Regions from separate parts of the Homo sapiens genome. Here region 1 is linked to region 2. A link is a contact called in ENCODE Hi-C or POLR2A ChIA-PET data. All regions are on one chromosome and are shown on one strand. The core of a region is the stretch at or near the end of the contact, and the rest is flanking DNA. Distances in the headings are between cores, read along the strand shown. Region 1 overlaps MEIS2 (Meis homeobox 2). Region 2 holds the start of ZNF770 (zinc finger protein 770).

Region 1 (4,737 bases), core at 1,042-3,541, 2.0 Mb after region 2:
TACCAATGTTTACCTCCTGCAAATGCATATTTCAATCTCAGTGACCCTAAAAGCTTGACAGTATTTGGGTTTTAAAAGGCATGAAATTATTTAAACAGAAAAAAAGAAGGATGAGTTCTGGAGGAGGGGACCACACAAGAACGCAAGTCAAAATGTTGATTCTTCTTCCCTAGGACTCTAGAGGTAGTGATGAGAGAAAGGAAACTGGCTTGGAAGATTTCATGGAGTCCAGGAGAATCCTTCCACTGAGAGTGCCAGATGGCACCTTACAGCAAAGCTCAGCCTGGATGTGAGAATAAGGCCTGAAGAAACGAGAGAGAAAGGATCTTACTTCTGAGGAACACAGAAGAGCAGAAGAGAGGAGAGGAAAAAAGATGATTTTAAGGCCAGGCACCGTGGCTCACACCTGTAATCCCAGCACTTTAGGAGGCCGAGGTGGATGGATCACCTGAAGTCAGAAGTTCAAGACTAGCCTGACCAACATGGTGAAACCCCGTCTCTACTAAACATACAAAAAATTAGCTGGGCATGGTGGTGGGCGCCTGTAATCCCAGCTACTCCAGAGACTGAGGCAGGAGAATCACTTGAACCCAGGAGGCAGAGATTGCAGTCAGCCGAGGTCACGCCTTTGTACTCCAGCCTGGGCAACAAGAGCAAAACTCCAACTCAAAAAAAAAAATTATATATATATATAATATTGCTAATATATTACATATATATATAATACATATATATATTCTAGGAGGAACTCAAACAGCTCAATGAATTCAGAGCTTTGGCAATGAAATAAAATTAACAACTACCACTCCTTATAACAACTTCTGGGTTAAGCAAAATAGAAATGACTATACCCATTTTACAACTGAAGAAACTGAAGCTCAGAGAGGTGAAACAACTTGTCCATTTAACCTGGTTTCTTAACTGGACTAACCTGGGACTGATATTCCTGGCTTACTCCTCTTTCCAGTATAAGCAGGCCACCTTACAGTATACTTGTGACAGTAGAGACAACATTTCTGTAACTTCACACTTGAGCATACAAAATCTCCACTTGGTGAAGAATCTCAGGGAGGAAGATATGGGCAAGAACCCAGGGAAACAAAGTATCTAGAGACTTAATGGCAAGATGAAATTTTGGAGGCTTTGAGTGGTGGTGGTAGAATGTTAACAATAGCAGAACACCAGGAAGCCTGTTTAAGGGTGCTTTGGGTCCATTTTGTCACATTGCTTCACAAACTACTGTGATCTATTGCAAAGAACTTCTTAAACCCACTGCTTAGATATATGTGAAGCGTAGACCCAGTTACAAGACACAAAACCACAAGACCTTTATCTGCACTTCAAAGTCAGCACAAAAACAAGGGTCGATTATCTCCCAAATTGCCAAACTAATTCTCAAAGCCCAAATGCTTCCAATCCTAAGTGTGGATGCAGTACTATATCTGAGAAAAGAGAATGACTGTGTGGGGAAATGACATCATAACACCAAGATGATTGAGCCACAAATGGAAAAATGAGCTCTTCCCAAAAGAGAGAAAACAACTGATAAAATAGTGCCAAGGTTTGCCTAAAGAGACAAGAGAGAACATCTAAGAATGGGGGATAAAAATCTACATATGTTGTTTTGGTGTCTGACACAATCATCCTAAACCAAATGCATTTTGATTTGAACTTAATTCTGGAATTTTTTATTGTTTAGACCCAAGAGATTTCAATGGCTGATGACGGCACTCAGGCAGGTTTCCTGGACCATCCAATCAGAAGTCCTCTCAAGTTTGGTAACACAAAGTCCAGCTTCAGAGCACAGGTTACTTCAATTATCGTCTCCAACTGTCACTAGGTAACACTCAAAAGTTCTCTAAATGCCAAACAGGAAAGGGCCTTAGGGGGCATTCCTCAACGGATCACTCCCTTCAGGCACTTAGGTCATAGGTCTAAGGGTTTTTTTTTTTTTTTGCTCCTTATCAGCACCATAGATTTTTAACTATGGACCTGAACAGATTGGGATAAAAGGAAACACAACTGTACCACCAAACTCTCATTCTTTTTAATCATAAAAGTACTTAATTCAGAAACTTTAGGGGAAACAAATTCTTTTCTTTCCCAGAATCAGAATTGCACTGACATTGTGGCCCAACATGTGACTTGAGCTCAAGTATACACTAAAGTGAAAAGCTATTGTCAATATTTAGCGGAACGCTATGCCATGTCGGAGGCAGTATCAGCTTCCTAATACCAAAAGAAAATTCACGTATCACAGGGCTACTGAGAAGAAGTAACGTGCAGCCCCAGAGGGCACAGATTTCTGCTTTATGTAAATCAGAGCCTGTCACGGCATGCATGATTCACTGCTCAGGGTGTACTCTCCTGTGACGAATGAGTCCCGCTTAATTTGGCAGTGATTATGCGGGTTGCTGGCCCTCTAAACCCCTTTGAACTTGTAATTGCTGCTGGTTTAAATAATGAACATTAAGGGGAGTTGAATTCATAAAACTGTAGATAATTACATTTTTTTTCTTTTCCCCCTTTGTTTTGGTGCAGGAGTATATCCACACACACACACATGCACACACACACACAAACACACTTCTAAGGCCACCGATCACTGTATCATGCCAGGATGTTATCGAAATAAACTGCAGTCTTGTTCCAGGGTTGGTCAGGGAGGGCAGATTTGAGGTGGGGGAAGTGTGGGGTGGGTGGCAGGGGGAGCATCTGGGAGCTGTGCAAGAGGAAGATCAGAAAGGCCTGGATGCTCTAGGAAAGGAGGAGCAATGGCACTCATGAATATTCATAGCTAGTCACATCTGTAGCAGGCTTGCTTTCTACCTTTTTTTTCCCCCTGTGCAGTGCAACATAGAGCACCAGTGCAAACAAAAGGAGGGAATTTTGCAGCTTCACGAGGCTCTAGATATCCTCGTGGTGGTGAACTTTCTCCATGCTTTTACATTCTACATATGGATTTTTAAAGTATATAGTAGGAGATGTGTATATCCTTTCTTTCTATAACGAAAGAAAACCATCCTGTCCCCACATTTATGAAGTGGAAGAAATCACACACTCCCACAGCACATGGATGACTCAAAGCCAGTCCTCCTTTCCCCCTTCTTTCCCCAACCATTGGTAAAAATCACCCAGTATTCTTTGATCCAGGAAAAAACAAATTTTGATTTTATTTGGAGAAAAATGAAACGTTACTGATGGGAGGGGGCAGAATCCAAAGTTAGCCAAGTCAGCTAGCTCTTCCCCTCCCTGAAACAACAAAGAATGAATGATAAATTTAGCAGCCTCATGTTCAGTTTTCAAACAACACTGCTGAGATTTATAGCTTCACTGCTCCCATGGCAAACTAAGCTGCACACAGAAAGCTATCTGTTTTTGATTTCACTCTGTTTTCTCCAGTTTTTGTTCTTTTTTCTATTTGCAGTGTTTTTTTTTTTTAACTCTACATTTTCTTTTTCCTGGTGTGAGTCGAATATCAAAGGCTAGTGCTGTTGGTAAGCCTCCAGTTTGCGAGAGCCACTCAATGAGATGTTATTAAACCTGCGTCACAACATGGCAGACGGTGATTAATAGCAACTGTATCAACGGTAGCAACTTAAAAAAAAGTCCCTCCAGCAGCTCGAAAAGGGATCAGTGAAGTAAGAATAAGAAACGTCTGCCAGAACCCAGGGCCCAAGATGTTCTTAGAGAGTAGAGTACCCTGGGATTGTGTTTGACAGAAAGAAAAAAGAAATTCCTACTATTATGCATATAATAGGAACTTTTGCCTTTAACTAAGTCACTTATACTTAAAACAGCTACACATTATAAAACAGCTACACATTAATTTAAAATGAAGTCTGTGTACAGCTTAGGAATCATTTTATTGATGCAATGGTGTCCCCCAAAATAACTAGCAGATGGATTTCCACCCCCTCAATGAAACACTGAAACAAATTGCAGAATTGTCAAAATTTTATCGTGAAGGCACACACTCTATAAAAAGGTTGATTTAAGTGAATTGTAAATTTGCTTCATTGCACAATATTTTTCTAAAATTATAACCGGAAAGTATTCTCTGTTTAATTTTTTAGCATATCCTTTCACAAAACACATCTGCTGTGAAGTATTTCTAATTTGTGCTAACTGCTTTTTAACAAACACACACTTGTCACTATGCCATCTAGTTTTATTAGGGCAAAAAAGTACATTCCCCTCCAATCTCTTTGTAATAAGGATTTTGACCTGTTTCTGATGACGCAAACCGATAGAAAATAATAAAATTGTTTGAACATCAAACACGAGTGACACATAGGAGGTTAAAAAAATGAGGAAGAATGAAAATGCAGTCAAACCAGAAAGTCAAAGAGAACATGGTAAAGGAGACGAAATGGCTATAATTGTGGAGAAAGAATAATCGTCTACACAGAGTGTGGGCGGGGTTGGTGGCTCATCCCTGTAATCCCTGCACTTTGGGAGGCTGAAGTCAGAGGATCCGCTTGAGCCCAGGGATTCGAGACCAGCCTGGCCAACACAGCAAGACCCTGTCTCTACTAAGAGTAAAACATTTAGAAGTGAACTGGGTATGGTGGGTCATGCCTGTAGTCCCAGCTACTTGGAAGGCTGAGGTGCAAAGATCGCTTGAGCCCAGAAGTGCAGCGAGCTATGATGGTGCCACTGCACTCCAGCCTAGGCAACAGAGCAAGAACCGGCCTCACACACAAAAAAGTGCCTGATTATATCTCATTATGAGAA
Region 2 (4,521 bases), core at 255-2,754:
TCAAAAATGGAGAAAAGTGTCTTAGCCACGGTCCTTCCTAGGAGGGCCTCCAAATGGAGGTACCCAGGCTAGGAAAGAAGTTATGGGATTTGCATATCTAGCAGGAGGGGCAGGGCAAGTCCTTGACTGCAACCCCCTCCAGAAAACTGCAATGCACCGGCCCATATCGAGTATGGTGTGGGAGGACAGCTTGGCCCTTGAGGCCAGTCAGGCAAAGCCTGGTAATTGTCCAATGTCAGGACTGAATGATCACACAGGATTTTGGTATAAAGCCAGATTCAATTCCTTTTGTATGTTTCTTCTTCCCTTTAATAAATGCTTTCGTGGAACACGCCTAAAAGAAAAAAATCACACACCACAACTACCTCTGATTAAAACAGGGATTGGCTACCTACAGCTCCTGTACCAAAAAGGAGCTACGGTTAATCATCCATTGTTAGCACTAAGATTGGATAACTGTTGTCACTTGCCTCCCACCACGTGGAAAAGCACTTACTGGGAGCCCTAGATTGTTAGAACCATTAGTGGCAAGTGGTGATCCTATCTCCTGTTTATGAGAGTCAGGTTAGGGATCCTCACCTCACGCACTCATGGAGCTCCAAATCCCATTTCAACCGATTTTTGTTGATAACATAAAAATAAAAAAGACTGTAATTTTTCTTATCTTAAACTGAAATAAAAGAATAGTAGATCTGCTCAGTGGTTCAATCCAGAATTTATCCTGACAAGAACAAGATACTCTACGTGAAGACTGTAAAAACTGTAAAAACTGACCTCAATAATATCCAATGTTGCCTCAAGGCTGAAAGCCTGTTGATTTTCTTGTCTTGACTAGTACCATTAAAACGATGTGAGGATTTCACGAAAGTAAGCGAACAAGAAATGAAAGACCTAAGAGAAACACACACAACTTTCAGTTGGGGAATAATCTCCGGCGGCTGCTTCTGCCCCACTCGCCCCGGGCCCATTCTCTTGGCCTTGAACCCTCACCTCTCCCTCCCAGTGGACTACACTGGACAAAGGACACTGACACACAGTCCTCGTTCTAAAGGCCCACAACCAATAATAAGCACGTAATGGTCGAGCCGAGTCCAGAAACCACAAAATCCCACGCCAGGAAAGGAAGGGTAAGGGTAAAAACTGCTTTGGCTGCAGCCAGGATGAAAACGCCACATGTGATACAACCCACAGCAACAACAAAAAAAAATCCCTCTACGCCTTCCTCTCAAATTTCTGCTCCGCGTGAGACGCACTCAATAGGTGGGGAAGTGAGAAAGCAAAAGGAGCTCAGGAACTGAGGTTGTGGAGCCCCCGTTCTTGGGTCCCCAGGCACCTTGGCGGTATTGAGGCAGGTCCGACCCTCCCTGGGGGTCGCTCCACTTCTCAGTCGGGTTTCTGAAGTCCTCCTCACGCATCTGGAGCTGGCGAGGGCCCGGGAGGCACGCACCTCAGGCCCAGGTGCCGCGAAGGCAGCGCGCGCACGTCCGCAGGGCCGGCGCGGCAACGGGCTGAGCGCGCAGGCGCGGCGCTCTGGCGCGCCCAGGGACACAGTCCGGCTGGAAACAAGCTCCCCCCAATTTCAGGGCCGTTGTCGCCTCCGGGCGGTCCGCGGGTCCCGAGCGGACTGGGACTCTGGAGACGTGCCCCCAACCCCACCGCCATTCACCCTGTCATTGCAGGGGAGAGAACAGAATAAAGACGGGTACATTTTCCATCTCACCTCTGAACCTCGGTTAGGAAAACGCTGTAGCCCTGACTAGTGGGCTCAAGGGCCGACTGGAAAAGGGCGAGTCAGCGTTCAAAGCCGATTCGGGGCAGCCCTCTCTAACGCAGAGGGCCGAGGATAAGAAGACGACAATGTGTTAGGGGCCCTCCGGGCTAGGACTGTCCTCACCACTTTGTACATTGCCAAAGTAAATATAACGTAGAGGTCAAGCGCAGGCGCTTTGTGGGCAGACATGACTGAGCTCCACTCGCGACTCCTCTAATGGCGTGCCAGCTGCGGACCTCATTAGCCCCGCCTCAATCATTCAGTATGTTTTGGTTGTCTACAGTGTACGAAGCCCTGTTCTCACAATTAGATAAAATGAGTGTGAAGTGCTCAACATAATTCCTAGTGTAGTAGGCCTTCAAAGAACTATTATCATTATTAATTACTCATATAGAATACAACTTTATGAAATGATAGGATCCCATTTTAAGATGAGGAAAATGAGGCTATCAGAGACGTTAAGGAACTTAATGTCACACAGTTAATAAACGATAGAGGTGCGATTTGAACACAGGTTGTCTAATACCAGACCTGCATTTATAACTGCTGCTTCCCAAGTTATAGATATTTCAGCATTTTATGTAGTCACAATTGAAGACCAAATATTTAGTTACAGACTAAGTTGGCATGTTATTACTGAATAAGATGCTAAGGTATCTACTAAAGATTTTAAGTGCAAAAGGCATTAGAGAAGAATTTACTGTGGATTTTTTGCAGGTTCTGATTGTAATTGTATCACCTTGAGAAAGGAGGAAATGAAAGCAGATTATCAGGCATACTTTTTTAACTCTAAGCAACTTTTTGCATTACTTTCTAAGGACCATCAGCAACAAAAATCAATGGTTTCTAATGTTGATATATTTTCCTCTACCAAAAAAATTAAAGCAGCTGAGCCAACAAAAATTCTCTGTTTTGGATGTGTTAGCATGAGGAAATGGCGAATAGGAAATGAGCTTTTGCTTCTCATGTAGGAACCCTGAAGGAGTCAGATTTGGGAGGGGTTGAAGTCTGCTTCCAACAGAAGCAGGGGTGGAGAAGGGAAAGGAAAGACTTCTGGTGTCCTAAATGCTAGTCCCAAAGTGGGGATGCTGTTTGTCCGGATAACCCTTGTAAATCTGCTCCATTCTGCAGCTACTCCTGGGAAACTTAACTCAGCCAAATAATGCAAACAATTGCATCCATCATCAGCCACATCAGCCTTAGGAGATACATCCATATCATGAGAAAACACTACCTGAAATTGGGGACCACTGGAGGGTGAGATTCGTTCTTTATCCATTACCTGCAAAACAAATTGGCCTTTGCATGGAGAGTCTGAATATATATTGAGTGTGAAAGCAGTTAGGACTTGAATAGGCTATTCTCCAAGGCCACATGCCCCATGTCATAACCTCCCCCATTTACCGTGAGAGCTATCTCAGGAGCCTTCTGGAAAAAAAAGAGAAATTAACATGAATAAGAGTAATCAAGGAAGATTTCATTGAATATGTGAAATTTGAACTAGCAGTAGTGGGTAGACTATGAATAAATAAAAAATGTGGGGGCAGGACAGAACATGGTAGGGCAGAGGTGGCAGGGTGAAGAAAAGATAGTATGAGAATGAAAAATAAAGGGGGTGCATGACATACGTTTGAATTAGTATCTTAATGCTGCAGCTTACTAGTTGTGTCCTTAGAAGTTATTTAACCTAGGCTGGGCGCGGTGGCTCACACCTGTAATCCCAGCACTTAGGGAGGCCGAGGCGGGTAGATCATGGGTCAGGAGTTCGAGACCAGCCTGGCCAACATTGTGAAACCCTGTCTCTACTAAAAATACAAAAATTAGCCGGGCGTGGTGGCACGTGCCTGTAGTCCCAGCTACTCAGGAGGCTGAGGTGGGAGGATTGCTCTAGCCCAGGAGTTAAAGGCTGTAGTGAGCCGTGTTCATGCCACTGCACTCCAGCCTGGATGACAGAGCAAGACTCTGTCTTAAATAAATAATAATAAAAATAGAAAAGATGTGCCACTGCACTCTAGCCTGGGCGACAGAGCGAGACTCTGTTTCAAAAAAAGAAAAAGAAGAAAAGACATATCAGGTACCAAGCTCTAAATATTCACTTCCAATTATATAAAGATGAAGCAGTTAGGCCCTGAACCTTAAATTAGTTTCTAGCCCAGAGGGGAAAATAACATACAAACAAGTATTAATACAATATGATAAGAGCAGATATATATAGGAGGAAAGAACATCTAAATCTGCTTGGAGGTTCCAGGTACAGATGGTCCCTGAGCTGCAGCTTCAATCAGCCATCTATCCATCCATCCGTTCTGCATATATTAAGCACTCGCTGTGTATCAAGTCCTGTTCTAGGCAAGGGGGACAGAGTAGCAGACAAAAAGTCAAAAATCCATGTCTTCATAGATTTTATATTCTACTGAAGGAGACAGACAACAGATCAAATAAGTTAAAATATATAATATGTTAAATATTAGTAAGAACTGAGGAGAAAAGCACAGAAGAGGGCTGTGAAGATTTGAGGGTGTGGGTGGGGATGCTGGCATTTTAGTAGATGGCCAGAGATGGCCTTAATGAGAAGTTCTGTGATTTTTTTTTTTTTTAATACAGAGTCTTGCTCTGTCACTCAGGCTGCAGTGCATTGGCACGATCTCAGCTCACTGCAACCTCTGCCTCCCAGGTTCAAGTGATGCTCCTGCCTCAGCCTCCCAAGTAGCTGGGACTGTAGGTGCCTGCCACCATGCCCGGCTAATTTT

The links. Hi-C counts contacts between places; a loop is a spot of excess contacts on that map. ChIA-PET counts read pairs that join two places held with the same protein, here RNA polymerase II (POLR2A). Pooled maps may share reads with other maps.
Region 1: a loop to region 2 is called in a pooled map, with 5 times the contacts of the local background. The contact joins the enhancer-like site here to the promoter of ZNF770 in region 2. A Hi-C loop is called at or near these places in 2 of 50 pooled maps. POLR2A ChIA-PET finds 5 or more read pairs at or near these places in 2 of 52 experiments (A549 and Caco-2).

The regions. Positions count from the first base shown.
Region 1 is chr15:37,012,905-37,017,641 of GRCh38, forward strand. All of the region lies in intron 8 of MEIS2 (Meis homeobox 2), which reads right to left. Among named protein-coding and RNA genes, the nearest start is that of MIR8063, 42 kb to the left of the region's middle. Within about 2 kb of position 2,292, at least 8 of the 41 ENCODE cell types and tissues checked have a DNase peak (open chromatin) inside an H3K27ac peak, as active enhancers do.
Region 2 is chr15:34,986,783-34,991,303 of GRCh38, forward strand. It overlaps ZNF770 (zinc finger protein 770), which reads right to left and starts at 1,505. Exons shown (of 3, transcript NM_014106.4): 1 at 1,334-1,505; 2 at 775-891. It overlaps LOC105370764 (a long non-coding RNA gene), which reads left to right and starts at 1,576. Exons shown (of 5, transcript NR_188212.1): 1 at 1,576-1,702; 2 at 2,903-3,028. RefSeq lists enhancers at 4-63, 144-193, 1,600-1,689.